Linked DNA regions of Homo sapiens: region 1 is linked to region 2. The links are chromatin loops, found by intact Hi-C in ENCODE. Cell type or tissue: gastrocnemius medialis. All regions are shown on one strand. Links, peaks and the distances in the headings refer to the core of each region. The heading gives the core; the rest is flanking DNA.

Region 1 (16,198 bases), core at 2,944-10,943, 61 kb after region 2:
CTAACCTTAAATGTAAATGGGCTAAATGCTCCAATTAAAAGGCACAGGCTGGCAAATTGGATAAAGACTCAAGACCCATCATTGTGCTGTATTCAAGAAACCCATCTCACGTGCAGAGACACACATAGGCTCAAAATAAAGGGATGTAGGAAGATCTACCAGGCAAACTGAAAACAAAAAAAGGCAAGGGTTGCAATCCTAGTCTCTGATAAAACAGACTTTAAACCAACAAAGATCAAAAGAGACAAAGAAGGCCATTACATAATGGTAAAGGGATCAATTCAACAAGAAGAACTAACTATCCTAAATATATATGCACCCAATACAGGAGCACCCAGATTCATAAAGCAAGTCCTCAGTGACCTACAAAGTGACTTAGACCTCCACACAATAATAATGGGAGACTTTAACACCCCACTGTCAACATTAGACAGATCCACGAGACAGGAAGTTAACAAGGATATCCAGGAATTGAACTCAGCTCTACACCAAGCGGACCTAATTGACATCTACAGAACTCTCCACCCCAAATCAACACACTATACATTCTTTTCAGCACCACACCACACCTATTCCAAAATTGACCACATAGTTGGAAGTAAAGCACTCCTCAGCAAATGTAAAAGAACAGAAATTATAACAAACTGTCTCTCAGACCACAGTGCAATCAAACTGGAATTCAAGATTAAGAAACTCACTCAAAACCGCTCAACTACATGGAAACTCAACAACCTGCTCCTGAGTGACTACTGGGTACATAACGAAATGAAGGCAGAAATAAAGATGTTCTTTGAAACCAACGAGAACAAAGACACAACATACCAGAATCTCTGGGACACATTCAAAGCAGTGTGTAGAGGGAAATTTATAGCACTAAATGCCCACAAGAGAAAGCAGGAAAGACCTAAAATTGACACCCTAACATCACAATTAAAAGAACTAGAGAAGCAAGAGGAAACACATTCAAAAGCTAGCAGAAGGCAAGAAATAACTAAAATCAGAGCAGAACTGAAGGAAATAGAGACACAAAAAACCCTTCAAAAAATCAATGAATCCAGGAGCTGGTTTTCTGAAAAGATCAACAAAATTGATAGACCTCTAGCAAGACTAATAATGAAGAAAAGAGAGAAGAATCAAATAGACGCAATAAAAATGACAAAGGGGATATCGCCACCAATCCCACAGAAATACAAACTACCTTCAGAGAATACTATAAACACCTCTACGCAAATAAACTAGAAAACCTAGAAGAAATGGATAAATTCCTCAACACGTACACTCTCTCAAGACTAAATCCAGGAAGAAGTTGAAGCTCTGAATAGACCAATAACAGGCTCTGAAATTGAGACAATAATTAATAGCTTACCAACCGAAAAAAGTCCAGGACCAGATGGATTCACAGCCAAATTCTACCAGAGGTACAAGGAGGAGCTGGTACCATTCCTTCTGAAATTATTCCAATCAATAGAAAAAGAGGGAATCCTCCCTAACTCATTTTATGAGGCCAGCATCATCCTGATACCAAAGCCTGGCAGAGACACAACAAAAAAGAGAATTTTAGACCAATATCCTTGATGAACATTGGTGCAAAAATCCTCAATAAAATACTGGCAAACCAAATCCAGCAACACATCAAAAAGCTTATCCACCATGATCAAGTGGGCTTCATCCCTGGGATGCAAGGCTGGTTCAACATACGAAAATCAACAAACATAATCCAGCATATAAACAGAACCAAAGACAAAAACCACATGATTATCTCAATAGATGCAGAAAAGGCCTTTGACAAAATTCAACAACCCTTCATGCTAAAAACTCTCCATAAATTAGGTATTGATGGGACGTATCTCAAAATAATAAGAGCTATCTATGACAAACCCACAGCCAATATCATACTGAATGGACAAAAACTGGAAGCATTCCCTTTGAAAACTGGCACAAGACAGGGATGCCCTCTCTCACCACTCCTATTCAACATAGTGTTGGAAGTTCCGGCCAGGGCAATCAGGCAGGAGAAGGAAATAAAGGGCATTCAATTAGGAAAAGAGGAAGTTAAATTGTCCCTGTTTGCAGATGACATGATTGTATATCTAGAAAATCCCATCGTCTCAGCCCAAAATCTCCTTAAGCTGATAAGCAACTTCAGCAAAGTCTCAGGATACAAAATTGATGTGCAAAAATCACAAGCATTCTTATACACCAATAACAGACAGAGAGCCAAATCATGAGTGAACTCCCATTCACAATTGCTTCAAAGAGAATGAAATACCTAGGAATCCAACTTATAAGGGATGTGAAGGACCTCTTCAAGGAGAACTACAACCACTGCTCAGTGTAATAGAAGAGGATACAAACAAATGGAAGAACATTCCATGTTCATGGGTAGGAATAATCAATATCGTGAAAATGGCCATACTGCCCAAGGTAATTTATAGATTCAATGCCATCCCCATCAAGCTACCAATGACTTTCTTCACAGAATTGGAAAAAACTACTTTAAAGTTCATATGGAACCAAAAAAGAGCCCACGTTGCCAAGTCAATCCTAAGCCAAAAGAACAAAGCTGGAGGCATCACACTACCTGACTTCAAACTATACTACAAGGCTACAGTAACCAAAACAGCATGGTTCTGGTACCAAAACAGAGATATAGACCAATGGAACAGAACAGAGCCCTCAGAAATAATGCCGCATATCTACAACGATGTGATCTTTGACAAACCTGACAAAAACAAGCAATGGGGAAAGGATTCCCTATTTAATAAATGGTGCTGGGAAAACTGGCTAGCCATATGTAGAAACCTGAAACTGGATCCCTTCTTTACACCTTATACAAAAATTAATTCAAGATGGATTAAAGACTTACATGTTAGACCTAAAACCATAAAATCCCTAGAAGAAAACCTAGGCATTACCATTCAGGACATAGGCATGGGCAAGGACTTCATGTCTAAAACACCGAAAGCAATGGCAACAAAAGCCAAAATTGACAAATGGGATCTAATTAATCTAAAGAGCTTCTGCACAGCAAAAGAAACCACCATCAGAGTGAACAGGCAATCTACAGAATGGGAGAAAATTTTTGCAACCTACTCATCTGACAAAGGGCTGATATCCAGAATCTACAATGAACTCAAACAAATTTACAAGAAAAAAACAAACAACCCCATCAAAAAGTGGGCGAAGGATATGAACAGACACTTCTCAAAAGAAGACATTTATGCAGCCAAAACACACATGAAAAAATGCTCATCATCACTGGCCATCAGAGAAATGCAAATCAAAACCACAATGAGATACCATCTCACACCAGTTAGAATGGCGATCATTAAAAAGTCAGGAAACAATAGGTGCTGGAGAGGATGTGGAGAAATAGGAACACTTTTACACTGTTGGTGGGACTGTAAACTAGTTCAACCATTGTGGAAGTCGGTGTGGGGATTCCTCAGGGATCTAGAACTAGAAATACCGTTTGACCCAGCAATCCCATTACTGGGTATATACCCAGAGGATTATACATCATGCTGCTATAAAGACACATGCACACGTATGTTTATTGCAGCACTATTCACAGTAGCAAAGACTTGGAACCAACCCAAATGTCCAACAATGGTAGACTGGATTAAGAAAATGTGGCATATATACACCATGGAATACTATGCAGCCATAAAAAAGGATGAGTTCATGTCCTTTGTAGGACATGGATGAAGCTGGAAACCATCATTCTCAGCAAACTATCGCAATGACAAAAAACGAAACACTGCATGTTCTCACTCATAGTTGGGAATTGAACAATAAGAACACATGGACACAGGAAGGGGAACATCACACACCGGGGACTATTGGGGGGTGGGGGGAGGGATAGCATTAGGAGATATACCTAATGCTAAATGACGAGTTAATGGGTGCAGCACACCAATATGGCACATGTATACATATGTAACAAACCTGCAAGTTGTGCACATGTACCCTAAAACTTAAAGTATAATAATAAGAAAAAAAGAAAAAAAAAGTAAATAAACCCCATTTTTATTTACAGACTTACAGTTTAATTATCCAAAACTAGAACCCAATTCCTCAAAGCAACCGAAATACTAAATGTATATTTTTATATAACCCTGTCAAAATTTTCAAAGGTAAAATCATAGGTAACAATAATGATAGCTGATATTTATTGAGCACCATGTGCCAGACACTTTGGGTTTGTTTTTCAGAATAATCTTGTCATTCAGGAATATTATTTCCTAATTTTTCCAATGGAGAAAATAATATTTTAAGAAATTTTCTTAAACCAGTTTTTTAAAACATCTTCTCAAATATTTAGTCAAACACCAAGTCAATTGAATTCTCTTTTGGAAAAGCTTTAGATGTGAATTTGGTGGGACATTAAATCATTAGAGATTCTCCCTGAGAGAGCTAGATCAGGTGGTCAATAAATCTTCACCAATTTAAAGATATCAAGTTTGACCACAGCTGACTGATTCTTGGTGAAACTGAAATGCAAGGTGCAGATAGATATACCAGATAGATTTACCAATCTGATTCATTATATTTCCTGTTATTTGGGTTTCCACCATATGCCTATATTTTTTTCCAGGGGGCCATGATGCCACTGGCACCACAGGCATGCTGGTACAACATCTGCTTCACCACTGCCTCTCTCAGTCTGTAACTTCTGGTCCTCCATCACTCAGGCATGGCTCACACTCAGCTTCCTACTGGAGCAATGCAAGTCTTGAAAACTGGCTTACACATCCAGAAAGTTGACGTGCAAGCAAACCAGGACCCTCCTGTTGGCCAGTCTTCCATTTTCCTTACAGCAAGGAAGACTCATTAGAAAAAGAACTTTAGGTCAGAAAACCCAGAGCCAAGGAAAGAAATTAGGCAAGTTACACTGGATCAGGAATTGTGGCCCCGCAAAGGGAATTACAGTGGGCTGGAGAGAAGGGTGTGCCTAGTACCGCTGGAATGGAAGGAAAGAACCAAGATCCTGTGCTGTACTCTCTGCGTGCCCCCTGTCCTCTTCCGTGCCCTCGCTACATGTCTCTGCCCTTTTCTGTGTTCAGGGGGCTGACCTCAGTAGACTGCATCACCCAGGCTTGCTAATCAGTTTGGCTTCTGATTGGACACAGGAATGAGAGGTCCTGGCAGGCAAATGGAAGGTAGGAAGAGAGAGAATTCGGGGTATTTCTTCCCTCTCTCTCCCTCTTTGCACCACATCTCTGGCCTTGTCTGTGTCCTTCCTGGGGTTACTTGAGCCCAGGAAGTCAAGCTACAGTTCCTCCATGGCTCTAGCTCACAAAAGCTCTAGTGACACTCTCCCTTCCCTTTGCACTTTCCAAGCTGCTGATCTTTGGATGCCTCAAATCCCGCTTGTTCCTTTAACTTGGATTATATTTCTATATAAGCAGTTCCTTCATTAAGGAGTTTTCATTTGTACCATCTGGGGTGAACTTGGTTTCATGCTGCGATTGTAGGCACCCAAATGATGCACGTGTACTTGAAGAGGCTGGGCAAGGGTGTGTCAGAAGACCTAGTACAAGGAAAACTGGGGTGGGATTATTTGGGAGCTGGCTCTGCACCAAAATATAAGTGCCAGATATTTTCCAATTGTGGTGCTGGCTGAGCCCAACAGATGATTTTAGGAGGTCTTATGTATCATCCACCTATTTTAGTAGCCTCTTCCTCCCGTATAAGAATAACAAAACCCTCCTTTTATATGAGAATGAAAAGTCCAAGCCTCTTAATGTCCTTGCTGTGGCCAGTGAGGGCACCATTATTCTGGAACAGGACTGGAAAAATTCTCACAAGTGTTTTTGCTTTTGCTATGGCCCCAAACATTGCTGCCTGCCCTTTCTAGTGTAGTAGTTAGAAGTATCAGTGCTAGAACTAGAGTGCCTTGGTTCAGACCATGGCTCCATGCCTGGCTAGCCCTGTGACTTTGAATAAGTAGGTAATTCCTCTAGGCCTCAGTGTTCTCATCTATAAAATGGGGATAATAATGAAATTGGGGCAAGAAGTAAATGTCCTGTTACATATAAAGCTCTTAGCACAGTGTATGATGCCAGCAAATACTTTAAAGATGTTATCTCCACTACTTACATAGCCACATGACCCTGGGCAATTTACTTAACTTTCTATGCCTCCATTTCCTTCTCTGTAAACTGGAATAATAACACTGACGTCCTGGGTTGCATGAAAATCAAAAGGAAGAAAATGTCAATGAAAGTATTCTAGAAACAATAAAGCATCTTATCAATGCAATGTCTTTTTAAAAAATATACAATCATAATTGTCTTAATTTAAAAACTAGCCAGGGCCCCAAAGCAATGTTTCAATAAGCCTTAGCACCAATATCCATAACAAGATAGAGGAGAAAATTTAATAATAAGGTCATGAGAAGGTCTTAAAGAACAGACCATTTAAAAAAAAAAAAGGTCAAGAGAACTACTGAGAAAGGGTATTGGTTTCATTCTGAGGCTAAGTAGTTGCTGGAATGTTATTTCCACCACAATATATTATCCAAATTAACTGATCATTAAGCCAAGTATGAACGACGACTATAAAATACAATGGATCAGATGCACTGAAATAGGTATAGTCACCCCAGAAGAACTCTTTCCAGAGGTCCCCACTCCTACTTTCCAAGCATCCAGAGGGGGCCACTCCACCCTTCAGAGCAGCATACCTCCCTGCCCACAACTGCCCACACCTGCCTTCATTCATGAGTGCAGACAGTCACAGTCCAGGGCCTATTGCAATGACTTTGTTTGGAAGACTAGTCTCTCAAACTAGACTACTTTTGTCTTCTTGCCCTTCATTCTCTCCCTTTTCCTTCCTAATAAAAGCATTGATGTCATGGTCAGGGTTTTAACCTCTTACTACTCCAAGTACGATTTGTGGACCAGCAGTATCAGTATCACCTGGGAGCCTGTCAGAAATGTACAATCTTGGGCCCCACCCTAGACCTGTTGCATCAGAATCTGCATTTTAACATGATCCACGGCTGATTCATATGTTCATTAAAGTTTGAGAAGCACTGTTTTCTTCTTTCTGAAACTCATACTTATCTTGCAAGGTTATTGTGAGGATTAAATGTATTCAAAGTGCCTGGCAAATAGTAGGTGCCAAATACGTTATCATCTTCCTTCAGCCAGCACCTGGCACTGCCCATGCCTCTGCCTGAGCCCTTCGTCCTGGCCTAGGCTCTGAATGCTGACCTTAACTTGCTTTCTCAGACTTGGCCAGTGCCCCAGATTCTGACCTCAGCTTTTCCCTTAGAGTCCCTGGCAGGCTGGCTGTGCCCTGTTGCTATACTTTCCACTACTCTCCACTGACCTACGGCTTCCCCAAGCCCCACCTTTTTTGGCCTGTCCCTTCTTGTGGATACCTAAGACCCCACAGCAGCACTTATTTTAGTCATGTTGCCATTGCTCAAAATGGCCTTGGAACTGCTCCTTGGAATTTGTCTTCACAGCCTCACACAGTGCCCAGCCCAGCATAGGCACTCAACTAAATATTCCTTAGTGGAATGAATGAAGAACAAGGATTTGCTTCATAGTGGGCCATGCTGTTAGGGTTTAGTATCTCCCTTTGGGGATTCTCTTTGCTTTTCCTTATTTTCACTTTTCTTTGGCATCCAAAAAGTGTGATACAGAAGTCTGAGATTTAATGTTTACCTAGGAAAAAAGAGCCAAGGAGAATGCCTGACCTGTTTAGATTCTAGGCCTGAAGCCTCTATGCCAGGGAGCCTTGTGTTCCCACAGGGTCCAGCCCTGCTCACTATGATTCCACACTGAGGCTTGAGAACATATTGCCAGGAAGTAATAAAATGTTCTGGTCCTGGCCTGTTCCTCTATGCTTAGGTCACTGTAGGCCGTTGATGTCCTGCCAAAATCTCCTCACTAGCCAATACACACTGTGCTACGACTAAAAGCTTCTACCTGTGACCTTCTTTGGACAACTGCTCTTGAATGAGCTGTCTTACGTAGAAAAGCTTGGTATGCAGCCAATGACTGATGGATATAGGGGCACAAAAGCCTGGTCCCCCTGCCTCAAGGTGGGACAACTCCATAGTACAATTTGCATTTGCACTCCAGCGTCCCCATGGATCAAGTCAAGGCTAGAATTTACCTGGGAACACATCCCTGCTAGGCTCCTTCCCCTGTCTCGCCTGCTTCTCTCACTCCCTTAGAGCTTCTTTCCAGAGCATCCCTCAATACATTTGGTGTGCCTGAAATTTGTCTCAGGCTCTATTTCTAATCTGAGACAGTGCTCTTGGGATATATGAATGAGCGGCAGGACAAAATTCCTATTTTCAGGATCCCAAGCACCATGTCAACACCAGCTCAACATGACTTACACAGGGGTCTCCTCTCCACTTTCATCAGCCTACAGGGCACCAGAGCCAAGTCCAAAGGTGAGGGATGAGGATTAGAGCTACACTGTCTAAAATGGTACCCACCAGCCTAAGCAACATAATGAGACCCTGTCTCTTCAAAAAAAGGTTTAAAAATTAGACAGGCGCCAGGTGCGGTGGCTCACACCTATAATCCCAGCACATTGGGAGGCCAAGGCAGGTGGATCACTTGAGGTCAGGAGTTCATGACCAGCCTGGCCAACATGGCAAAACCCCATCTCTACTAAAAATACAAAAATTAGCTAGACATAGTAGTGTACACCTGAATCCCCAACTACTCGGGAGGCTGAGGCAGGAGAATGGTTTCAACCCAGGAGGTGGAGGTTGCAGTGAGCTGACATCATGCCACTGCACTCCAGCCTGGGCAACAGCGAGACACCATCCCCCCCCCAAAAAAATTAGCTACACATGGTGGCAAGCACCTGTGCACCTGTAGTCCTAGCTACTTAGGAGGCTAAGGCTGGAGGGTCACTTGAGCCCAGGAAGTCCAGGTTACAATGATCTATGATTGCACCACTGTACTCCAGCCTGAGCTACAGAGCCCTGTCTCTCTTAAATAAATAAATAAAATTGTACCCACTAGTGACAGGTGGCTGCTTAGCACCTGAAATGTGGCTAGTGCAAATGATTTCATTTAATTATAATTTTTTAAAACTGATAAGTTATTGGAAAACTTTTTTTTTTTTTTTTGAGACTCGCTTTTTTTTTAGTCTCGCTGTCGCCCAGGCTGGAGTGCAGTGACACGATCTTGGCTCACTGCAACCTCAGCCTCCTGGGTTCAAGTGATTCTCCTGCCTCAGCCCCCCGAGTAGCTGGGATTACAGGTGTGCGCCACCATGGCTGGCTAATTTTTGTAGTTTTTACTAGAGATGGGGTTTCACCATGTTGGTCAGGCTGGTCTCGAACTCCTGACCTCAGGTGATCTGCCTGCCTCAGCCTCCCAAAGTGCTGGGATTACAGGCATGAGCCACCGTGTCTGGCTTGGAAAACTTTTAAACATGTTTGGAACTATGTGGGTGTGTAATCTATTTTTCAATTGTAAATTTTATAAGACCTAATACAGATCAAATATTTCTGGTGAAAATTTAGTGTCTACATTGATATATGCTGTAAGTATATAAAACATACACTGAAATCCAAAGATATAGTATTTTGAAATAATGTAGGCTGGGCACTGTGGCTCATGCCTGTAATCCTAGCACTTTGGGAGGCCAAGGCGGGCAGATCACTTGAGCCCAGGAGTTTCAGAGTAGCCTGGGCAACACAGTGAAACCCTGTCTCCACACAAAAAAAAATCAATACAAAAATTAGCTGGGTATGGTGGCACGTGCCTTCAGTCCCAGCTACTTGGGAGACTAAGGTGAAAGGATCACCTCAGCCTGGGGGACTGCAGTGAGCCAAGATCATGCCACAGCACTCCTGGGCAACAGAGCAAGACCCTGTCTCAAAAAAATAAATAAATACTGGCCAGGCACTGTGGTTCACGCCTGTAATCGCAGCACTTTGGGAGGCCAAGGCAGGTGAATCACTTGAGGCCAGGAATTCAAGACCAACCTGGCCAACGTGGCAAAAACCCATCTCCACTAAAAATACAAAAATTAGCCAGGCATGGTGGCACGTGCCTGTAGTCCCAGCTACTTGGGAGGCTGAGGCAGGAGAATTCCTTTAACCTGGGAGGCAGAGGTTGCAGTGAGCCCAGATTGTGCCACTGTACTCCAGCCTGGGCGACAGAGCGAGACTCTGTCTCATAAATAAATACATAAATGATGTAAAAGATATCATTAACATTTTCAATGTTGGTTTCTTATGAAATTATTTTGTTAAATAAAATGTTATTAAAATTAACTTGGCTGGGCGCAGTGGCTCACACCTGTAATTTCAGCACTTTGGGAGGCCAAGGTGGGAGGATCATTCGAGCCCAGGAGTTCGAGGCCAGCCTGGGCAATACAGTGAGACTGTGTCTCTACAAAAAATTAACAAATTAGCTGAGTGTGGTGGCATGCACCTGTGCACCCAGCTACTTGAGAGCGTGAGGTGGGAGGATCGCTTGAGCCCAGGTCGAGGCTGCAGTGACCTGTGATTGTGCCACTGCACTCCAGCTTGAGCAACAGAGCAAGATCCTATCTCAGAAAAAGCTAAAATTAAAATAAAAAATTAATTTAATTTAATAACTTTAAAAAATTATTTTTAAAAATATGGCTACCAGAAAATTTTAAATTATACATGTGGCTCACATTATATTTCTTTCTTTCTTTTTTTTTTTTTTTTTTGAGACAAAGTCTCCCTCTGTCACCCAGGCTGGAGTGCAATGGCATGCTCTTTGCTAACTGCAACCTCCGCCTCCCAGGCTCAAGTGATTCTCCTGCTGCAGTCTTCTGAGTAGCTGGGACTACAAGCACGCACCACCACGCCTGGTTACGTTTTTGTATTTTTAGTGGAGATGGGGTTTTACCATGTTGGCCAGGCTGGTCTCAATCTCCTGACCTTAGGTGATCCACCTGCCTCAGCCTCCCAAAGTGCTGGGATTATAGGTGTGAGCCACTGCACCTGGTCATTATTTCCATTGACAACCCTTGTCAAAAACTTCAGCCTGGGATGGCCGCAGTGGCTCACGCCTATCATCCCAGCACTTTGGGAGGCCAAGGCAGGTGGATCACTTGAGCCCAGGAGTTTAAGAACAGCCTGGGCAACGTAGTGAAACCCCATCTCTATAAAAAATACAAAAGAATTAGCCAGGTGTGCTGGCGCATGCCTGTAGCCCCAGCTAACTCCAGTGGCTGAGGTGGGAAGATGGGTTAAGTCCAGGAAGTCGAGGCTGCAGTGAGCCATAATCAGGCTATTGCACCCCAGCCTGGGCAACAGAGCCAAAGTCTGTCTCAAAAAAAAAAAAAAAAGAACCTCAGCCTGAACAGGCAGATATAAAGAAAAAATAAGCTTCCATTTACCTCCAAGTACGTGACACATGCCTTCCAGTACCCTCCACGCCAGTGAGCTGTTGAGGGCCTTTAAGATTCCCTAGCCACTAAGTCATTAAGGTCTAACACTTTATCTAAATTTAGATGAGTCTTTATCTACATTTAACTTTTTAGCTATTTCTCTTCAGTTAGTGGTTAGACTGAATAAACAAAAGCAATGTCTTTGCAGCATTGTCAAATGTGATAGACTATTATGTTGGTAGCCCCCAATCACTCATGCCTCCCTATATAGTCACACCCTTGTAATCTATTCCCCATGAAGCTGAGCTGGTCATGTGACCTACTTCAGCCAATTGAAGTGATGCTGAGTCAGATGCTTAAGAAGGCCTGGCAGCTTCTGCTTTTGTGTTAAGCCAGCAACCATGTAAGAATTTGGAATTAATATTCCTGGCCATCAGCCCCCACTGAGTTCTCTCAATAGCCGCACCAAACTGCCAGGCATATGATTGAGGCCGTCTTAGAAGTGGATCCTCCAGCCTCAGTCAAGCTACCGCATCTGACACCGCATGAAGCAAAGATGAGCCTCCCCTGCTGAGTCCTGCCTAAGTTACAGAATCACAAATGGGAAATAAAATAGCTGTTACTTGAGCCACTAAATTTTGGTGTAGTTGGATACATGGCAGTAGATTAACTGAAATATTAAGTGTTCTGAGGGCAAATTTCTATATACGTTTCTGAAGACTTTTGCCTATCCTTTTAAAACCTAATGGACTGCCGGGCACGGTGGCTCATGCCTGTAATCCCAGCAGTTTGGGAGGCTGAGGTAGGCAGATCACTTGAGGCCGGAGTTCGAGACTAACCTGGCCAACATGACGAAACCCTGTCTCTACTAAAAATACAAAAATTAGCCAGGTGTGGTCGTGCACACCTGTAATTCCAGCTACTTGGGAGGCTGAGGCAGAAGACTTGCTTGAACCTGGGAGGCAAGGTTGCAGTGAACTGAAATCGTGCCACTGCACTCCAACCTGGGTGGCAGAGCAAGACTTTGTCTCAAAAAACAAAACAAAACAAAACCTAAAAACCTAATGGACTAATTGACTCATGCTCTTAAATTTACATCATCTTTGATAAGCTTCTTTTTAGCATATTAGGTAGCCCATTTATATAAATACAGTATTTGAAATTATTTCTGTGTCCTCAGAACAGATCCAGTTTTATACCAACCACTTCTATTTACCATATCCTCAATCTTGCGGGAACAAGATTGAGACTGGTTGCACTGTGTCCTTGCCTTGTTCACTCTTTCTCTGCTTCCACAAGCCACCCTGAATGATAATTGAGTGTCACACCTCTTTGGAGTTATAAAAGCTGTGTGCCCTGAAGAGGACTCTCCAGGGAGTTGATAAGAAAGTACCTGCCTCACCTACCACTCTCTTCTGAGGAAAATGTCCCCAAGGTGTTCTTTCAGCAAAACGCTCCTGTGGCTCCTGCCATGTGATTTGAATGACCCCACATGGATATCCTGACTCCACTTTGATAGGAACAGGGGTCAATGGCTGAGCTAAAGACAATTAAGTGGAAATGGGTCAGCTGCCTTTGAGGTGGCCTGGAGTAAAGCTCTACCCGTTAGAGGATTTTTGTTGTGCATGGTGGCATCAGGCCGATCAAATTATCCTTTGGAAAGGATAAATGCCAGAACCACAAGGGCAGGTAGGGCACTGGAGCCCAAACTGAATGTGACCAATGAGGGACTTGGAAACGCTGGGCACCAGAAATGGTGAGATGTCTCAGGTGTCCATGTATCTTCCCAGGAAATCTCTATGCTTCAGGTTGGGTTCTTTGAAATAGGCACTGAAATGAGGAGTAATGTGCAAAGCAATAATTAAAGAAGTGTTCCCAGAAGCTGGGTTGGAAGTGGGGGAAGGAAGACAGGGAAGGGAGAAAACCAAGTATGGTGTGATTTCAGGCAGTCCAACAGAGAGAGGCTGGGGTGGTTTCCACCAGATATGGCTAGAAGGGAGTATAAGTTACACACCAGAGGTAGTCCCAACTCTAGGTAAGGGAGGTCATACAGCAGTTACTGTAACTATAGTAGTTACCTATAGTAGGTCAAACAGTTCCAGTAACCCAAGGAGAGTTCTCATAAGAAGAGTTACAGGTACAGACCTGTAACTCTTGAAGGCAAAAAAGCACACTGCAACTGGGGAGGAGTAACCAGAAACTGTAAAGAGATTTGAGAATTCTCAAAGTGCATCAACATTATCCACTGTGCTCCATCACGGAAGGACACTTGAGTGTGTCTCTTCCCTGCAGCCTGAAATGTGTGTCTGGGTCAGCATGTTCTAGTCCTTCTTCCATTTATTTAAGTTTTCAGACTGTTCACAGAGTTTCCTCTTGTGGCCCTGTAAGTTCAGGAGAACCCAGGTGGGAAGGGATCCATTCCTTCTACCCAGCTGTAAATGGAGACATTCTACCTTTCTTTGTTTACATATTGTGCTTCCATGTGTGCTTTGGCTTAAAAACAGGTCTCCACAACTAAAGAAAGCCTTGAAAACTACCGTGATTGACCATGGTAAATGGACATATTAGTTTTTTATTGCTGCATAACAAATTACCAAAAACTTAGAGGCTCAAAACAATACTCATTATCTCACAGTTTCCATAGTTCAGAAGTCCAGATTCAGCTTAGCTGTGCCCTCTGCTCTGGGTCTCAAAAGGCTGCAATCCAGATGTTGGTCAAGGCTGTGGGCTCATCAGAGGCTAGACTGGGGAAAGAACTTCCAAGCTTCTTCATGTCATTGGCAGAATTCATCTCCTTGTGGTTGTAGGACTGAGGCCCTGTTTTGTTGCTGGATGTCAGTTGGGGGCCACTCTCAGCAAATATAGGCCACCTGCAGTTCCTTGCCATTGGCCCCCTCCATAGGCCCTCTCATGATGTGGCAGCTTACTTCTTCAAGGGAGCAATGTAAAGAGTCTTTCTAATGCATGCTAGCTACACAGAGTTATATATCAATACAATAATGTAATGATGAAAATGACTTTCCATCACTTTCCCACCACATTTTATATTGGTTAGAAGCAAGTTCTTGGTCCCACCCACACTAAGAGGAAGGGATTATAGAGTCATGAAAATGAAACCACACTAGGGTCTAGTCTGTCTACCACAATGATTATGGAGGGAGGACTTTTAACAGGAGACATCGTGGCCTCCGAATTCTTTCATTCATACCATGCTGGTCTTAAGCAAGCAAGGTCTTTCCTGTGCCTACACTGAACCCTTTTGATCTATTGCCTTGCTTTCTGACTTGTCATGTTGTGTGAATTTTGACACCTTCTCATTTGTCTCCTAACCACTGGTTCAGGCTGGGCTCTCTCTGGCTAATTATGTAATTTTGCCCTACCTCAGCATTCTTATAGCTGTTGCCTATGGTCCCAAACTGATAACTTTTGTTTCAGTTAATTTCCTACCTCAGTTTTCCTGTATCTGTGTTTGATCATAATTTTCATTTATTTGAAATCAATTTAAATAGCCATATGTAGCAAGTGACTACCACAGCAGACAGTATAAATCAAGGCCTTTCCAGTTTAAAAATAAGCAAACGGAGCTTCTAGATTGCACAGCTAGTTAATAACACAACTGCAACTGAAAGCTTTGTCTCTTCTCTTTTTCATTTTCCATTCTATTAATTCAAATTGAAGAAATCTGCATAAGTGATTTTCCCAGATATTTCAAATTTGCCACTTTGTTTGTTTGTTTGTTTGTTTATTTATTGAGATGGAGTCTAGCTCTGTCGCCCAGGCTGGAGTGCAGTGGCGTGATCTTGGCTCACTGTAACCTCCACCTCCTGGGTTCAAGCAATTCTCTTGTCTCAGCCTCCCGAGCAGTTGGGATTACAGGCACCTGCACCACACCCAGCTAATTTTTTTGCATTTTTAGGAGAGACGGGGTTTCATTGTGTTGGCCAGGCTGGTCTCGAACTCCTGACCTCGTGATCTGCCCGCCTCAGCCTCTCAAAGTGCTGGGATTACAAGTGTGAGCCATCGCGTCTGGACAAATTTGCCACTTTAAATGTCCATACCTGGCTAGATGCAGTGGCTCATGCCTGTAATCCCAACACTTTAGGAGACAAAGGCAGGAAGACCACTTGAGGCCTGCAGTTTGAGACCAGCCTGGGCAACATAGTGAGACCCCATCCATAAACAATTTTTAAAAATAGCCAGGCATGGTGGTGCACATGTGTAGTCCCAACTACTCAGGAGGTGGAGGTGGGAGGATTGCTTGAGCCCAGGAAGTAGAGGCTGCACTGAGCTATGATCGTGCCACTGTACTCCAGCCTGGGTGACAGAGCAAGGCCATATCTCTAAAATAAAAAGTAAAAATAAGTAAATAAATAAATAATAAATGCCCATACTTAATCATTAAAGAATGTAAAGTTTTCTAAAAGATATTACACACTTATCTACCTTAGAAAAAAGCCATGTGGGCATCACTGTAGACTTCTCTTAACGGCACAAGGTTGCAATTGTGAACTTTATCATTCTGGGTTACAGTAATGATGCCCTTAAAACAGGACCTGGTGGGCTCATGGGGCAATCTTCCCCATACTGGCATCTCTACAGCTGGCGTGTGATTTGGCTGCTGCTTCTCTCTCACATCTTGATGTGGTAGCTTCTGACACCATCCCTGGTCCCTTCACTACCTCAGCAATGAAACAAATACAGGAATTTGACCCATCATTGGCCTTTGCTTCACCCACTATTTCAAACCATTAGGCCTAAGGGATTGGGTGTTCACAATGAGTCAGGTACACAGAGTTTTGTGCAAATTTTTCCATAATGCACAGGCTTTTTTCTTATAGGTTTA
Region 2 (16,198 bases), core at 5,537-13,536:
CAGGGTCATAGTGAGAAAGGCAACTGTAGCAGGCAGCCTCTAAAATGGCTCCCAATCTGCCCCAAATCCTTGTATTCGTGCCTCTGTCCAATCCCCTCCACTTCAGTGTAGGGCGGGCTCCAAACCTATCCTTCTGTGCTCAGCTTTGTCCCACTGGGGCTGGGACTCTGCAAACCAAATTCCTGCTTTCTCTGTGACTCCTTGGTAGGCTATGCCGATAGGGGGCGTTAGAGGGAGACCGCGGGGCTGGAGGGGGGAAGCAGGGACTTCCTCCTTCTTGTCTGTCTCCATTTCTTCCCATTTCTATGAGCTTTACCCCAGCAACATTGACCCCAGCTGCAGCAGCTCCTGTAGCAGCTGTTGAGTCTAGCTTGCAATTTCAGCACTTGTAGAACCAGCCTCATGGTGCTCCTTGACACTGGCACCAGAAGAGTAGCACCTGCTCCTCAAGAGGTTTGGGTCTCAGGACCCTCTACGTTTGAATATTTCCCACCTCCTCCTTTTGCTCCCCTAGCCCACGGAGTGGTGGCTACTTCTTGCAGTTGCTACTTCCATGATACCTTCGAGTTCTAGAGTTCTATCAAGTTTGCCTTTTCGGTTACCTAATTAACAATTAATTCTATTAAATCCTGTTAAAAATACAAAACAAAACAAACAACAACAACAAAAAAAACATGGTGTGATGTGTCTCCTGATTGTACCCTGACATACAAGGGTTACCCTCTACCTCTGCTTCTGGCCAGGCAGCCTCAAGCTCAGTCCCAGCTTCCTTTTTTTTTTTTTTTTTTTTTTTGAGACAGATACAGGGTTTCACTCTGGAGTGCAGTGGTGCAATCATAGTTCACTGCAACCTCAAACTCCTGGGCTCAAGCAATCCTCCTGACTCAGCCTCCTGTGTAACAGCTTCCCATCTTAACCCTCCAAAGAGAAGAACTGCCCAGCCTGCACTTGCACAACCTAAGAAGTGAATGTGTCCTTAACTTGTGTGCCCTTGGCTCCTGTCTTGCCTCAGCCTACTCCGAGCTCTGCCCTCAGGAGAAATCCAGGGAAGTGATGCCAGAGCCAGACACAAAGATAATGGAGGAAGAGGAGAAGGAGGAAGGTCAGTGCAAAACAGCCAGAGGCCAGCTTGGGGATTGCTGGTGCCAAACATGTCCAATTTTAGCTGGGGTCACAGGGATAGCTGAGAGCAAGTGGCGGTGAGGAGCAGTGCTGGCTAAGGACCCACCTGAGGATCATATGGGTTATGGATCATCTGCTGCTTGCTGGGCTTACTTACTGTAAGGTACATCCATGTGCTTTGGTCAAGAATTAGGCCGAGGCAGACATCCAGGCCTGCATGACTCGGCGAGTTTAGGGTGCAGGTACATACTCTTATTTGTTATATAACCTGTTTGTGTAAGCTCATATTTGGCTCAAAGCCACTATTGTTTGGAAAAGGTATAACTGCCCTGCTGACACCGTACAGGCACTCTGGGGCATGGCTAAACATGGCTCAACACAGTGTGCATACTGTGCCCGGAGAGTAACGCTTCTGATCCCTGTAAGGGAGAGCCAGTCGCCTTGAAAGCGGGCAGAGGGGAGCCAGAAACCAGTTTGTGCCCAGAGGGAAAGAGTTAAGCTGCTGACCCTGAAGGAAGGGAAAGCTGGCCATACACCTGTGTGTGGAAGCAGCCAGAGGTGCAGAGCCAACTGCTGAAAGGAGCCACAGAGTCACAGCACACAACCAAGATAAAGGCAGACAGGGTGAGAGAGCTGCTGATGGGAGAGCTGCTGAATAAACCTACTTTTCACCTGCTTACGGCCCTCCAAGTGTTCTTACCGCTATGTGCCCATCCACCCACTCCCCTTGGACCTCAGCATGGGCTTCAACCTGACCCCAAGTATGACATTGGGCATAGTCATGGCAAAACACTTATGTATGCTGCATCTCCACTGCTGGAGCAAATATATACAGTCATCTCTTGGTATCCACAAGGTATTGGTTCCAGGACCCCCTCACATATCCAGATTTCCACATACTTAAGTCCTGCAGTTGGCCCTGAGGAACATGCATATATGAAAAGTCGGCCCTTGATACACGTGGGTGTCACATTCCAGGAATACTGTATTTTCGATCTGCGTTTGGTTGCAGATGAGGAATATATACACACAAACATATATATATTAATATATATTTATGAGTTGAGGGCCCCCTTATAAAATACTAGATTAGCAAGGGAAATGAGAATATAAACTGAAGTTTAGATGTAAAACTCACTATATCAGGCAGTGTCTAGCCAGGAAAACAGAACCTACTTTATTTATTTTCCATTTCAATAGGTTTTTGGGGAACAGGTGGTGTTTGGTTACATGAATAAGTCCTTTAGTGGTGACTTCTGGGATTTTGGTGCACCCTTCACACAAGCAGTATACACTGTACCCAATGTGTAGTCTTTTATCCCTCACATTTTCTTTATCCACTCATTGATTGATGGGCATTTGGGCTGGTTCCATATTTTTGCAATTGCGAATTGTGCTGCTATAAACATCCATGTGCAAGTATCTTTTTAGTATAATAACTTCTTTTCCTCTGGGTAGATACTTAGTAGTGGGATCACTGGATCAAATGGTACATCTATTTTTAGTTCTTTAAGGAATCTCCACACTGTTTTCCATGGTGGTTGTACTAGTTTACATTCCCACCAGCAGTGTAAAAGTGTTCCCTTTTCTTCACATCCATGCCAACATCTATTATTTTTGATCTTTGATTATGGCCATTCTTGCAGGAGTGAGGTAGCATCTCATTGTGGTTTTGATTTGCATTTCCCTGATAATTAGTGATGTTGAATATTTTTTCATATGTTTGTTGGCCCTTTGTACATCTTTTGAGAATTGTTTATTCATGTCCTTAGCCCATTTTTTGATGGGATTCTTTGTTTTTTTCTTGCTGATCTGAGTTCCTTGTAGATTCTGGATATTAATCCTTTGTCAGATGTATAGATTGCAAAGATTTTCTCCTATTCTGTGGGTGGTCTATACTGATAATTTCTTTTGCTGTGTAGAAGTAATTTAGTTTAATTAAGTCCTACCTATCTATCTTTGTTTCTGTTGCATTTTCTTTTGGGTTCTTGGTCGTGAAGTCTTTGCCTATGCCAATGTCTAGAAGGGTTTTTCCAATGTTATCTTCTAGAATTTTTATGGTTTCAGGTCTTAGACTTAAGTCTTTGATCCATCTTGAGTTGATTTTTGTATAAAATGAGAGATGAGGATCCAGTTTCATTTTTTCTACATGTGGCTTGACAATTATCCCAGCACCATTTGTTGAATGGGGTGTCCTTTCCCCACTTTATTTTGTTTGCTTTGTTGAAGACTCGTTAGCTATAAGTATCCAGCTTTATTTCTGGGTTCTCTATTCTGTTCCATTGGTTTATGTACCTATTTTATACCAGTACCATGCTGTTTTGGTGACTATGGCCTTATAGTATAGTTCGAAGTTGGGTAATGTGACGCCTCTAGATTTGTTCTTTTTGCTTAGTATTGCTTTGGCTATGCGGGCTCTTTTTTCATTCCATATGAATTTTAGGATTGCTTTTTCCAGCTTTGTGAAGAATGTTGGTGATACTGTGATGGGAATTGCACTGAATTTGTAGATTGCTTTTCGCAGTATGGTCATTTTCACGATATTGATTCTACCCATCCATGAGCATGAGATGTGTTTCCATTTGTTTGTGTCATCTATGATTTCTTTCAGCAGTGTTTTATAGTTTTCATTGTAGAGGTCTTTCACCTCCTTGGTAACAGGTATATTCCTCAGTATTTTATTTTATTTTTTGCAGCTATTGTAAAAGAGGCTGAGTTCTTGATTTGATTCTCAGCTTGGTTACTGTTGGTGTACAGCAGTGCTACTGACTTGTGTACATTAATTCTGTATCCTGAAACTTTACTGAATTCATTAATCAGTTCTAGGAGCTTTTTGGATAAGTTCTTAGGGTTTTCTAGGTATACAATCATATCATCAGCAAACAGTGACAGTTTGACTTCCTCTTTACTTTTTTGGATGTCCTTTATTGCCTTCTCTTGTCTGATTGCTCTGGCTAGGACTTCCAGTACTATGTTGAATAGAAGTGGTGAAAGTGAACATCCTTGTCTTGTTCCAGTTCTCAGGAGGAACGCTTTCAACTTTTCCCCATTCAGTATAATGTTGGCTGTGTCAGAACCTACTTTATTTAAAGAGATGGGGATTTAATGCAGTTAATTGATTACATGGATGATGCAAGAGCAGAGTGTCCAAATGGGACATGGTGAGGCCACCTAGAGATTAGCACCAGCAGGAAGCCATTCCCATCTCTAGGCTGGAGGCAGAGGGGAGAAGTGGTGTTGCAGGCCGGGCTCTCAGAAGCACTTAGAAATATACTGGAGTGCAAGGTGTTCATGAGGGGTCAACATCTGGGAAGGGGAAGGAGAAGCAACAGAATGGGCAGAGGCAGAAGCCACACAGTTATGCAGACCCAATGAAACCTCAGCCCACCTGTGTCCTCCAACAAGCCAGAATGGCAGGGCATTCAACACCCCACCTCTTCCACTCACCGGATGCCAGCTGCTTCAGGAAGGGCATGACCTCGAGCAAGGTGGTTCTCTGCAAGTAAGGCTGACCCTGTAGGGGCTGACAGCTGGATGCTGGCTGCAGCACCTGCCGTTGGGCAGCAAGTCCTTCCTTAAAGAGGACCTGAGTACCTCACATCTACCACAGTGGTGTGGCCAGAGCCAGGGACTGAGAGATTCCTTTATGGGAGCTGGAACCACAGTGAGCCTGCATAGGAGAGTTAGAACAAGGGAGAAGACAAGCTGCTAATGGAGTTCCTGCCCAAGGCGAAGAGGAAGGATGGAAATACTCTGGTTTCTCTGGTTTCCTCCTGCTTATGTCTGATCAGTGGTTTCTCCTGGTCAAACCTGCCAGAAACCAACTGATGGGGAGTTTGAGAGATGCAGCCTGCAGGTGTCAGCACCACTGGGCAAGCTAAGAAAAGGAAAGGACTCTGAGAGCACATAGGCCCAGGAAACCAACTCAGCAACTTTTTCTCTTATCTTCTCTCCAATGCAGCAAGGTTTAGACCTGCATCTATTGACTGCCCACCCCCACCCACCCCAGCATGTTGTGCTCCCCATCACCATGTGCCACCTTGTCTCACGGTGATGAACAGTGAACTGGCCCACCCAGATCCCCTTCAGGAAGGAAGGACTCCCTCCCTCCACTGCTGAGGAACCATCACTCCTGGTGCTGGGGGAACAAAAGGAAGAAGTTGAAATCATTTAAGTAGCCCTCAGCTGCCAAGGACTACTGTGGCAGAGGGGAGCCACCTCACCCAAGGTCATACTCCTTCCTGGGATGGCCAACATCTAATGATGGACTAAGGCGAGGCATAAAGATCCAGCCCCCAACTTGGGACCACCCCGAAGGGCCAGCCCAGCTTCAGAACTCCCGATGGCCGATGGAAACCTCCACTGAGACTGCACCATAGCCCAACTCTGTCCTCTGCCCAATCTTGCTGCCTTTCTTCCCCAGCAGGTGTTGATCCCGCAAGCATTCCTAATAAGCTTCCTAAACACTGGTCTTCATCTGAGAGTCTTCTTCCTGGGAAACCCAAGGTGTGGCATTCACATTAAGCACGTTAATCAAGTTAGCCTTATCTCGGATCCTTTTGGTTCTGGAGGAATCTTTGTTACGTCTCTTCTCTCATATCAGGAAGTGGAGATGCTCAATTCAGGCATTCATTCATGCCTGGAAAGTTCTTCCCCAAGCAGCCATCTCAATCCTTCACCTCATTTAGATCCATGCTCAAATATACGCCACCTGTGAACAGCAGCATTCTCTAAGGCTGTACTGTGCCTTATTTTTCTTTATATAGCACTTTCCATCTAACAAATTATTTATGATTGTTTGTGGATTGTGTGTCTCTGCCCACTGAAGCAGGGAATTTGGTTTTGTCCATAGCTCTATGTACACAGTGCTAGTGTTTAGCACACAGTGTGAGTTCAATAAAATTTGCTAAGGAATTTGGTCTGAGTGCTAAGTCCTGTGCCAGACACTGATGATGCCTTTGGAAAGTTCCAATCTAGTGGAGAAGTTAGACAAGTAGAAAAACAATTATAACACAATGTGACAAGTGCTGTAATTGAGCATAGCTGTCAACTGATGTGAGCAACCTAGGCTGCCTGGACAAAGCTTCAGAGAGCATGTATAAGCGACTGACTCTCTGGGGAGCCCTGGAACAAGTGAACCACAGACTGATCTGGGCAGGCAGGCAGGTAACAACAGAAGTCTCTAGGATATCAGGGTCAAAAGGATAATGAGAGAGAGGAGGCCAGGCATGCCTTAAGATCCAGCACTGCCCGTCTGGAAACGTATTCCTCAGAACATTAGCTGGCATGAATGTACAAAGATTTAGGTACATGGAGTGGGTGGGGAGGCGGTCACAGCCACATTGTTTACAATAGCCAAAAAAAAAATAATAATAATAATAAGGAGCAACATGAACATTGATCCGGAGGAAAAGAGCTGAATAAACAAAGGAACTCCCATACTTCGGCGTAATGACACTTTTTTTTTTTTTGACACTCATTCTGTTGCTCAGGCTAGAGTACAGTGGCACAATCACAGCTCACTGCAGCTTCAAACTCCTGGGCTCAAGCCATCCTCCTGCTTCAGCCTCCTGAGTAACTGGGACTACAGGTGTGTGCCACCATGCCCAGCTAATTTTTTAGTTATGGTTTCGTAGAAAGGAGTCTCACTATGTTTCCCAGGCTGGTCTTGTACTTACTGCTGGATTCAAGCAATCCTCCCCGCTCAGCCTCCAAAACTGTTGGGATTATAGACGTGAGTCCACCCACTGACACTATTAAAAAGAGATCAATCTATATGTACTGACATGTAATAATATGCATGATATATTAATGAAAAAGATTACAGAACTATATGAACATGTTGATACCCATTTTGTTCAAATATATATGCACATGTGTTTACATAAACATGGAAAATCATCTAGAAGGAAACTGAACTGCTCAACTGTTAATGGTGGGACTGGGGGATTGAAATAGATAAGGGAAGGCTTTTGCTTTTTGGTATTATTTGAATTTGTCACAACCAACATGGACTAACTTTCAAAGGAAAGAATCCAAGGAACTTATGGTCATCAAGCATCAGGGACGTGCTGGTAATTGATCAAAGCAGCTCATGGGGGTTAAAGCAAACAAGAGATAGGAGTTAAGTAGGTGAACTAATTCAAGACAAGGTCACTGGCAGGACGGTGGAGAGAGGCAGAAACATAAATGACCTGACTCCTGGAAAAGCACTGTTGACCCTTTGGCCTAGTGGCTACTTCCTACAGGTTTTAGGAGTGTTCAGACGCCTTGGCAATTGGAGCCACCTGCAGTTATACTGGGACTCTGATGGGTACAGGAATAGCAGAGTTAAGATGATGATGATGTTCTCATAAGGCAAGCCAAAGCCTTCTTGCTTTATCTAACCCAGCCCTTCCTTTATATATCCCTGGAAAAAAGACGTAGCATCTCGCCTTTTGTCTTTCTTTGCTCCATGCAAGACCTCTCAGAGACTTTAGTAAGCTTTCTGTTCTGTTTGCAGTGGAAGCTCCACAAGGAGAAGCCATATGCAACATTTCCCAACAATATTGGACCACAGAGCACACCTTTGTTAATATATTTTAATTGCCATCAAGTTTTAGTTATACAAATATTAGTGGATGATTTCTCCTTGTAAAGAACTCCAGGCTAACCTCTTGGAGGGAAAAGAACATGGAACAAAAGATGAAACTCTACATGAAGAGAGAAGCCACATGGAGGAAGTCTGAGAAACTCCAGCCGACACACAGCACCAAGGCCCCAGCCTTGAGGGTGAGGCCATCTTGGACCCACCAGCCCAGCTGAACGCAGACACATGAGTGAGCCAGAGACAAGCCATCCCCACCAAGCCTTGCCTGAAGTCTTGACCCAGAGAATCATGAACAATAACTGGTTGTTTTAAGCCACTATTTTAGGGTGGGTCTTTACATAGCTATAGATAACTGATACATTTCCCATCCTCTCCTCAGTGTCAGTCTCCCTCTCCATGAAGAAAACATTATCTTGAAGATGGTTTTTATTGTGATTTTGCTTGTTTTAAGCAGTTTTGTCAGGTATGTATATATCCATACACAATCCATTTTATAATTTTAAGCTGTATTTGAGCTTTCTAAATATGGAACCATGCTACATGTAGGGAGAACAAAATTGTGGAATGTTCCTCCACTGAATAATTACCATAGTGAAAATGATGTTGCTACACACGATACCATGGATGGATCAAACGCAGAGGCATAGTGTTATATTGAAAATGGCAGTTGGGGCCGGGTGCGGTGGCTCACATCTGTAATCCCAGCACTCTGGGAGGCCCAGGCGGGTGGATCACGAGGTCAGGAGATCAAGACCATCCTGACCAACATGGCAAAACCCCGTCTCTACTAAAAATACAAAAAATTAGCTGGGCGTGGTGGTGTACACCTGTAGTCCCAGCTATTCAGGAGGCTGTGGCAGGAGAATTCCTCTAACCCAGGAGGTGGAGGTTTCAGAGAGCCGAAATCGCGCCACAGCACTCCAGCCTGGTGACAGAGCGAGACTCTGTCTCAGGAAAAAAGAAAGAAAGAAAATGGCATTTGGGTCAGGCACGGTGGCTCACAACTGTAATCCCAGCACTTCAGGAGGCCAAGGCGAGCGGATCACTTGAGGTCAGGGGTTTTGAGACAAGCCTGGCCAACATGGCAAAACTTTGTCAAAAGTCTGCCATTCTGACTCATCATTTCCACTCTTCCTTTCACTCCTTCAGTCAAACTGTTGCAGTTGCACATGAACGACTTCATTTCATCTAAAATGGGCCCCCAGCCTCCAGAGCTACGCACTCTGCAATCAGGTTCACCTCCTTAAATTAGCTGGCGTGGTGGTGCAGGCTGGTGGTCCCAGCTACTCAGGAGGCTGAGGCACAAGAATCACTTGAACCCCGGAGGCGGAGGTTGCAGTGAGCCGAGATTGTGCCACTGCACTCCAGCCTGGGCGACAGAGCAGTGAGACTCTGTCTCAAAAAAAAAAAAGAGAGAGAGAGAAAGAAAGAAAAAGAAAGAGAGAGGAAGGAAGGAAGGAAGGAAAGAAGGAAAGGCAGAAAGGCAAGTTGCAGAAGACCACCATACACATCATTCACCTTTTCATAGGATTATTGGCCATTACCTCTTGAGTTTCTGATTAATTCACGTGTCCATTTTTCTTCTGGGTTGTCTTTTTCTTATTAATTTGAATTCGTTATGTATTTTAAGAAATGTTCCCCAAGTGTACATACAGTCCTAGGAATTGCTTGAATCTTGAGAAACTTTTTCAAGAATGTAGTTTAAAATTACCAAACAAAAAGACCACACCCTGGAAGGTATTGAAAAAAATAAAATAAAATAATGATAACTTACAGGTTCTTTCATTTCTTTGCCAAAAATTCCAAGCGTTAGAGACTTGACAGAGCTTTAGGCTATATTACCTGGTAAAAAGCCATTTACATAAATCCACAGTGCACAGAGGTACCTATTTCATATTTTCTTTACTACCGATAGAAAATGCATCATTTGAGATACAGCCCCCTTTAAACATTTCCTAGGGTAGACCAATGAATTACTGTTCTTTCTAGCCATGAATTTATATCGCACTAAGAAAAAATAGACTCCTTTAACCTCTGAAGAGTGACATTTCTTTCACTTGGGTCACTTGATAGAGCCATTATAGTCTCAGATAAGACATGTGGGACTCTGTTTAATATCTGGCAATTTTCTTGTGCCTCTTCATTTATTAAAAGAATGTATCCATTAGCGGTCATTAGTACGTCCTGTCAAGATGGGGGTTAAATTATCCTCAACGGCTTATGAAAAAAAAAACGCTTTTTCAAGAAAAATGGTGGCATTAATTGCCCAGTGGAATAGAAACGGCTTTCTTTGCCATAACCTCTCCCTCCCCCGCCTAGGAGGAATTGGACACTGCTTACCTCTGTCAACGATCCAGGCCACTTTCTCCTTACCCTATGAGTCAGCTCCATCACTCCGGCCTGTGGCCTCTCTGGTGGCAGGCCACTATCCGCAGGGAGTAAATAAAGCTCCTCAGTCCGTCACAGTGAGGAGCCTCAGACTGACTCTTCTTGCTTGCTAATTCATCCAAGGAAGAAAGAGGAAGGAGATGCCTCACTTAGCAAACAATCTCATTTGAAGGGGCAGTGTTTTAGCAACAGGAAGCAGCTCACATTAGAGAAATAATCACTCTCCCTTAGCTCCAAACTGAAACCGATCTCCTTTTTGACCTTTCATTTGAAACATATGCTCTTTGGAATTTGAACCACCCGGAGTGGTTCAAGGAGAGAGGTTGTCCGGTGCGCGTGTTGGGGGAGGAGGAGTATTATGTTTTCAAAATTAAAACAAGTTTTCTGTGTAGCTTTTAAGATTAAAAACCTTAAGGTTTAATTAGCAAAAGGTTTCCATCTGCTAAAAGAAGTTTCCAGGCTTTGTCTTTCTCTTCCCCCTTCTCAGGGCTCATCCATTCTCACAAGCATTAGTAATTATATCCATATCAGTTAAGATAAGCTGAAAATCATAAAATACCAACCAACAGTTAAGTAATAAAGACATTTAATAAATGTTAAGTGTAACGAGTCTGGAGGTCAGCACATCAAGGCTTGGTTCAGCAAATCCACAAGGCCACTAGGAACCAGAGGCTCTTACTATCTTTCTGTTTTGTCATCATCCGTGTGTCGGCCCCTCTCCAAAGTGTCCAAGCCCCCCTGGCCAAGCTCACTAGCAGGAAGGAGGAAGATGGAAGCTCAGGGCTCCGCCCTATGGTGGTCTCTTTACCAGGAGGAAAAAAAAAAAAAAAATCCCCCCTAGAGCCCTTTAGCCTCATTGGCCAGAACGGAATCACACTCTCACCCCTTAACCAATCAAAGGGAAATGAGATACCATATTTGGGGTCTGGCCAATCATGGCTTATCCTTTCCATCTGGGCACATGGCAGCCCAAACACAGGTGGAATTCTGTTAGGAAGGAAAGAGGACCATTTTAAGGCGGAAACAGCTCCCAGATCCTTATTTCCAGCCCTGACTGGTTTTCTTAACTTTCTTCCCCACTGCCTTCTGAACAGCCCCACCTCATTATCTTACTGTCACCTCAAACTCAGTCTATTAGGGAACAAATTCCTTTTTTTACCTCCTAATCCTGGCTCCCTTTTCTTTCCTGATTTTTCCAAGGGTAGTTTCTTCCACCATGATGAAGGCTGCAAACTTTGGAATCATCTTGGATGCCCTCTCCATCTGGACTTCCTTTTCCAGTTGGTCCCCAAGAGCTGCTGATCCTTTTTCTTCCTAACATCTCCCCCTCTGACTCATCATTTCCACTCTCCCTTTCCCTCCTTCAGTCAAGCTGTTGCAGTTGCACATGGACGACTTCATTTCATCTAAAATGGACCCCCAGCCTCCAGAGCCATGCACTCTGCAATCAGGTTCACCTTCTTAAAGCTCTCATCCCTCCCTCCTAGCCTCCAGTGCTAGGTTCCCATATGCTCACAGAAGCAAAAAAATGCAAACTATCTTGCTTGAGTTTTAAGATTTTCTACAACAGTATACTCTACCCCAGCTAGACTACTCAACTGACTGTTCCCTAAAGCATGCTTTATGCATTCTCATCACCGCAGATTTGTCCACGCTATTCACTTAGACAAGAGTACCTTTCTGCTTCCTCTCTCCCAGCTGAATCCTACCTGGCCAACTCAGATTTCACTGCTGAAACCTCAATTATTCTAGGCTACAGCGATTGTTTTCTCCTCTGAAATCTTATGTGCTTACTGTCTTTGTGGATCATGAGCCATTTTTTTTAAAAGAAACCTTAGGATTAAATGATTAGGCAAGATAACTCTGCGATGGCCATATTACCAATGCTTTGCAATGTGCCACAATAATACTTACATGGTAAATAATGATATAATAGCCATTATTGAAGTTTTTAAAATATCCTTTTAGTTAGTAAGCTTCGGAAAGTTCAGAGCCCCTTTAAAAGGTAAAGGTAGTAGTACTTTAGGGCTGCAATAGATTCTTCAGGAATGAATCTATACAATATGATGTCATCTGTCAGTGGAAAGACCATTCATTTATAGCCAGGAAATTACAATTTTATTGCCTGACAACTGTCACCAGAATTCTTGGCAGGAAAACTCTGTATTTAGGAAAATAACTTGACAAATTGCTTGGGGGTAGACAATGAAGTCCAGATAAGAATTTGACTACATTATTTGTATCAGGGTGCCATGCTCATATTTAGTCTAGTGGAGGACTTACCTTCTTTACCATTTCTTCATTTAAAAAAAAAAACAAGCTTCTGGAATAATTGGCAAGCCACATGGAGAAGAATGAAGCTGGATACTCATCTCTCACCTTATACAAAAATCAATTCAAGATGGATCAAAGACTTAAATCTGAGACCTGAAACCACAAAGATTCTAGATGATAACATTGGGAAAACCCTTCTAGACATTGGCTTAGGCAAAGACTTCATGACCAAGAACCCAAAAGCAAATGCAACAAAAACAAAGATAAATAGATGAGACTTAAGTAAACTGAAAAACTATACAGCAAAATAAATAATCAGCAGAATTAACAGACAACCCACAGAGTGGGAGAAAATCTTCGCAACATATACATCTGACAAAGGACTAATATCCAGAATCTACAAAGAACTCAAACAAATCAGCAAGAAAAAAAACGAAGAATCCCACCAAAAATTGAGATAAGTACATGAATAGACAATTCTCAAAAGAAGATATACAAGTGGAATGCAATACCGTCTCACTTCTGCAAGAATGGCCATAATCAAAAAAATTTTTTTAAATAGATGTTGGTGTGGATGTGGTGAAGAGGGAACACTTTTATACTGCTGGTAGGAATGAAAACTAGTACAACCATTACGGAAAACAGTGTGGAAATTCCTTAAAGAACTAAAAGTGGATCTACCATTTGATCCAGCAATCCCACTACTAGGTATCTACCTACAGGAAAACAAGTCATTATATGAAAAAGATATTTGCACATGCAGGTTTATAGCAGCACAACTTGCAATTGCAAAAATATGGAACCAACCCAAATGCCCATCAACCAATGAGTGGATAAAGAAAATGTAGTATATACATACCTCGGAATACTACTCAGCCATAAAAAGGAACAAAATAATGGCATTTGCAGCAACCTGGATAGAATTGGAGACTGTTATTCTAAGTGAAGTAACTCAGGAATGGAAAACCAAACATCATATGTTCCTACTTATAAGTAGGAGCTAAGCTATGAGGACGCAAAGGCATAAGAGTGATACCTTGGACTTTGGGGACTCAGGGGAAAGGGTGGGGTGGGTGACAAGGGATAACAGACTACACATTGGGTACAGTATGCACTGCTTGGGTGAGGGATGCACCAAAATCTCAGAAATCACCACTAAAGAACTTATTCATGTAATCAAACACCACCTGTTCCCCAAAAATCTATTGAAATAAAAAAATGAAAATTTTTAAAAAAGGAAATAAAAATAATTTTTTTAAAAACTCAAAAACATTTTCTAATTATCCAATTCTGGAAGGTATTAGAAAATAGAAAAAGAGAGACTTTTAAAAATTATATAATTGTTTAGGGAAATTACTTTTAAATACCTGAATCATCTTAAGAAAATGTTGAGATGTTCTAACATTAAAAATTGAATTGTCGGCCAGGCACGGTGGCTCACGCCTGTAATCTCAGCACTTTGGGTGGCCGAGGTGGGTGGATCACAAGGTCAGGAGATCAAGACCATCCTGGCTAATACAGTGAAACCCCGTCTCTACTAAAAATACAAAAAATTAGCCGGGCGTGGTGGCGGGCACCTGTAGTCCCAGCTACTCGGGAGGCTGAGGTAGGAGAATGGCGTGAACCCAAGAGGCAGAGCTTGCAGAGCCGAGATTGTGCCTCTGCACTCCAGCCTGGGCGACACAGCCAGACTGTCTCAAAAAAAAAAAAATTGAATTGTTTAACCAAAAAGGTTGAGATAAAGGGACAAATAGATTGTTGGAAGTTCTCATTATGAAATCAATAAGAGGTAGTCTTATTATGACAGAGAGAAGAAAGGATAGATCTTTAGTGATGAAAAAAAAGAATAAGAAGCATAGGAAAATAAGAGCATGGCATTTAGAAGAGAAGAAGTATAACAGGGTAGACAGAGACAGAAATAGAGGTAGAGGTAGAGAGAGAGAGAGAGAAACAGAGTGAGAGAGAGAGAGAGAAAATAAAATCATTTCCACAAGCTGGAGAGGCAAGTGGAATGAGGATACCAAGAACCTGGCATACCAGGCCAGAAGTTTTTAAATTTGCTCTGAGAGAGGTGTAGGTCTCAGGGCCTGGAAGAGACATGATGGGAATGTTCATCGACCAGGCATCTGCTTGGTGGTCCACCAGTGCCAGATGGTCACTACTGAGCCCACTTAGGGAATGACTGGAGATTGCTGAACTGCCTACGAAAGATGGATGACATATGACCATGATACCTGACCACAAGCCTGGGATGTCAAAATGAGATTATGATGTTTATTTACACATTTGATTTGTGCTGTAATCAGTTTCTATTTATCTTCTTTTCATTGACCCCTTTGACCAGCTCTACGCATTACGAATAAAGCAATCAGAACATAAATTGTTAAAAAAAAAAAAAGCCAAGTCACTTAAAGAAAAATGGCGAGGTTGTTGAGACAGAACCTTGTGTAGAAAAATAAGAAGATATACAGACTATTTTCTGTTCATATATTTTATAAGAACTATAGCAAGAGTAGCATAGCTGTTTGATTAGGTCAAGGTAGGGTCTGGTACCAGATTGCCCATTGGGTTTCTCTGAAGGAATTTGTCAAAGTATAGCTCAGTGTGTGTGTGTGTGTGTGTGTGTGTGTGTACATATGTGTGTATATATATATACGTGTGTGTGTACATATGTGTGTATATATATATACGTGTGTGTGTGTGTACCTATGTGTGTGTGTGTATATATATATATACATGTGTGTGTGTACATATGTATATATATACGTGTGTGTGTGTGTGTGTGTGTGTGTGTGTGTGTGTGTGTTTATGACTTATAAGCCTAGCAGGAATCCTGGCTCTGTAACTTGCAAGCTTTGTCAGAAGTCTCTGAACCTGTTTCTTCATTTGGAAGATAGAAGAAAGGAGGACTGTATTACATCCAGGCCTGCTCTGTATTTTCTTTTCTGTATTCACTCACACATTTATGTTTTATTTCCTAGGACTGAGTTCTTATTTTATGATTCACAATTCTTTGGTGAAATTGTCTATATTGGCAAGGATGCATTTGGCTGTGAGTAATAGAAAACTCTATTCCAACTGGCTCATACCCTAAAGGGGATTTATTGGTTAATTTAACTGAAAGAGTCCAGATGCTGGGTAGCTGTCAGGTGTGGCTCCATCAGCCTCCAAATCTGCCTCTCTATGATTTGCTTGGCCCCTTCCTCTTCTGTGGCTTGGCAACTTACTCGGGCCACCAGCGAGGTGACAGTAGCATTTCCTGGCCATAACAATGTCCACAGGAAGAGGGACCATATTACCCAGTAACCCCACTCTTTAGGAATCCTCCTATCCTGAAACTCTTACAAAACCTTCTACCTTATTAGTCACAATTTGGTCACATGCCCATTCCTGAACCAATCCCCTTGACCCAAGAATGCCACCCATAGATTATCTAAGGTCTGGATTCCGCTGTGGCAAAGGAGTAGAATTACCCATAGAACAGTGAGGCCCACACTGCAGCTGAAGGCAGGGTCAGCTTCCCTAAACCTCAGCTCTGCATGCGGGTAGAGGTATTCCTGAACAAAAATCAGAGTGCTGTTAGAAACAGGCAAGAGGAAATGGATGCTGGGTAGGCTTTTGAAAGTTCACTCTATGGAACGAAAATTGTAGAATATACTATTTTATCCCAGAGGCCACTGAACAGGATATAGCCATGTCTGATAACCAAAGGCTGTAATGTTCAAAATTAGAGTCTGCCAGATCTTTATCTAACAAAGTCTAAGAATTTCCATAAGGAAATTAGAAACATGTAAACAATTGCAGCTCCTTGGGTAACTGTATGCT

The links. A loop is a pair of places that touch in the nucleus more often than their neighbours do. Peaks named below come from ENCODE experiments on the same cell type or tissue, not always from the same donor. Only the 100,000 strongest peaks of a DNase experiment are listed, where the experiment ranks them.
Region 1: it touches region 2 in a loop (7-fold over the local background); 3 of 110 quality-filtered maps call a loop at or near these places.

Annotation. Positions count from the first base shown.
Region 1 is chr3:15,895,051-15,911,248 of GRCh38, reverse strand. All of the region lies in intron 2 of LOC107986064 (a long non-coding RNA gene), which reads right to left. Among named protein-coding and RNA genes, the nearest start is that of MIR563, 29 kb to the right of the region's middle. In gastrocnemius medialis, for the core only: no CTCF peak of the experiment used is centred there; DNase peaks (open chromatin) are centred at 6,729, 7,258 and 7,838; H3K27ac peaks cover 5,065 bases.
Region 2 is chr3:15,958,854-15,975,051 of GRCh38, reverse strand. It overlaps LOC107986064 (a long non-coding RNA gene), which reads right to left. Exons shown (of 10, transcript XR_007095831.1): 7 at 10,052-10,208; 8 at 9,256-9,441; 9 at 4,570-5,833; 10 at 2,277-4,428. Among named protein-coding and RNA genes, the nearest start is that of MIR563, 93 kb to the right of the region's middle. RefSeq lists an enhancer at 5,174-5,343. In gastrocnemius medialis, for the core only: no CTCF peak of the experiment used is centred there; a DNase peak (open chromatin) is centred at 10,101; H3K4me3 peaks cover 2,543 bases; H3K27ac peaks cover 4,348 bases.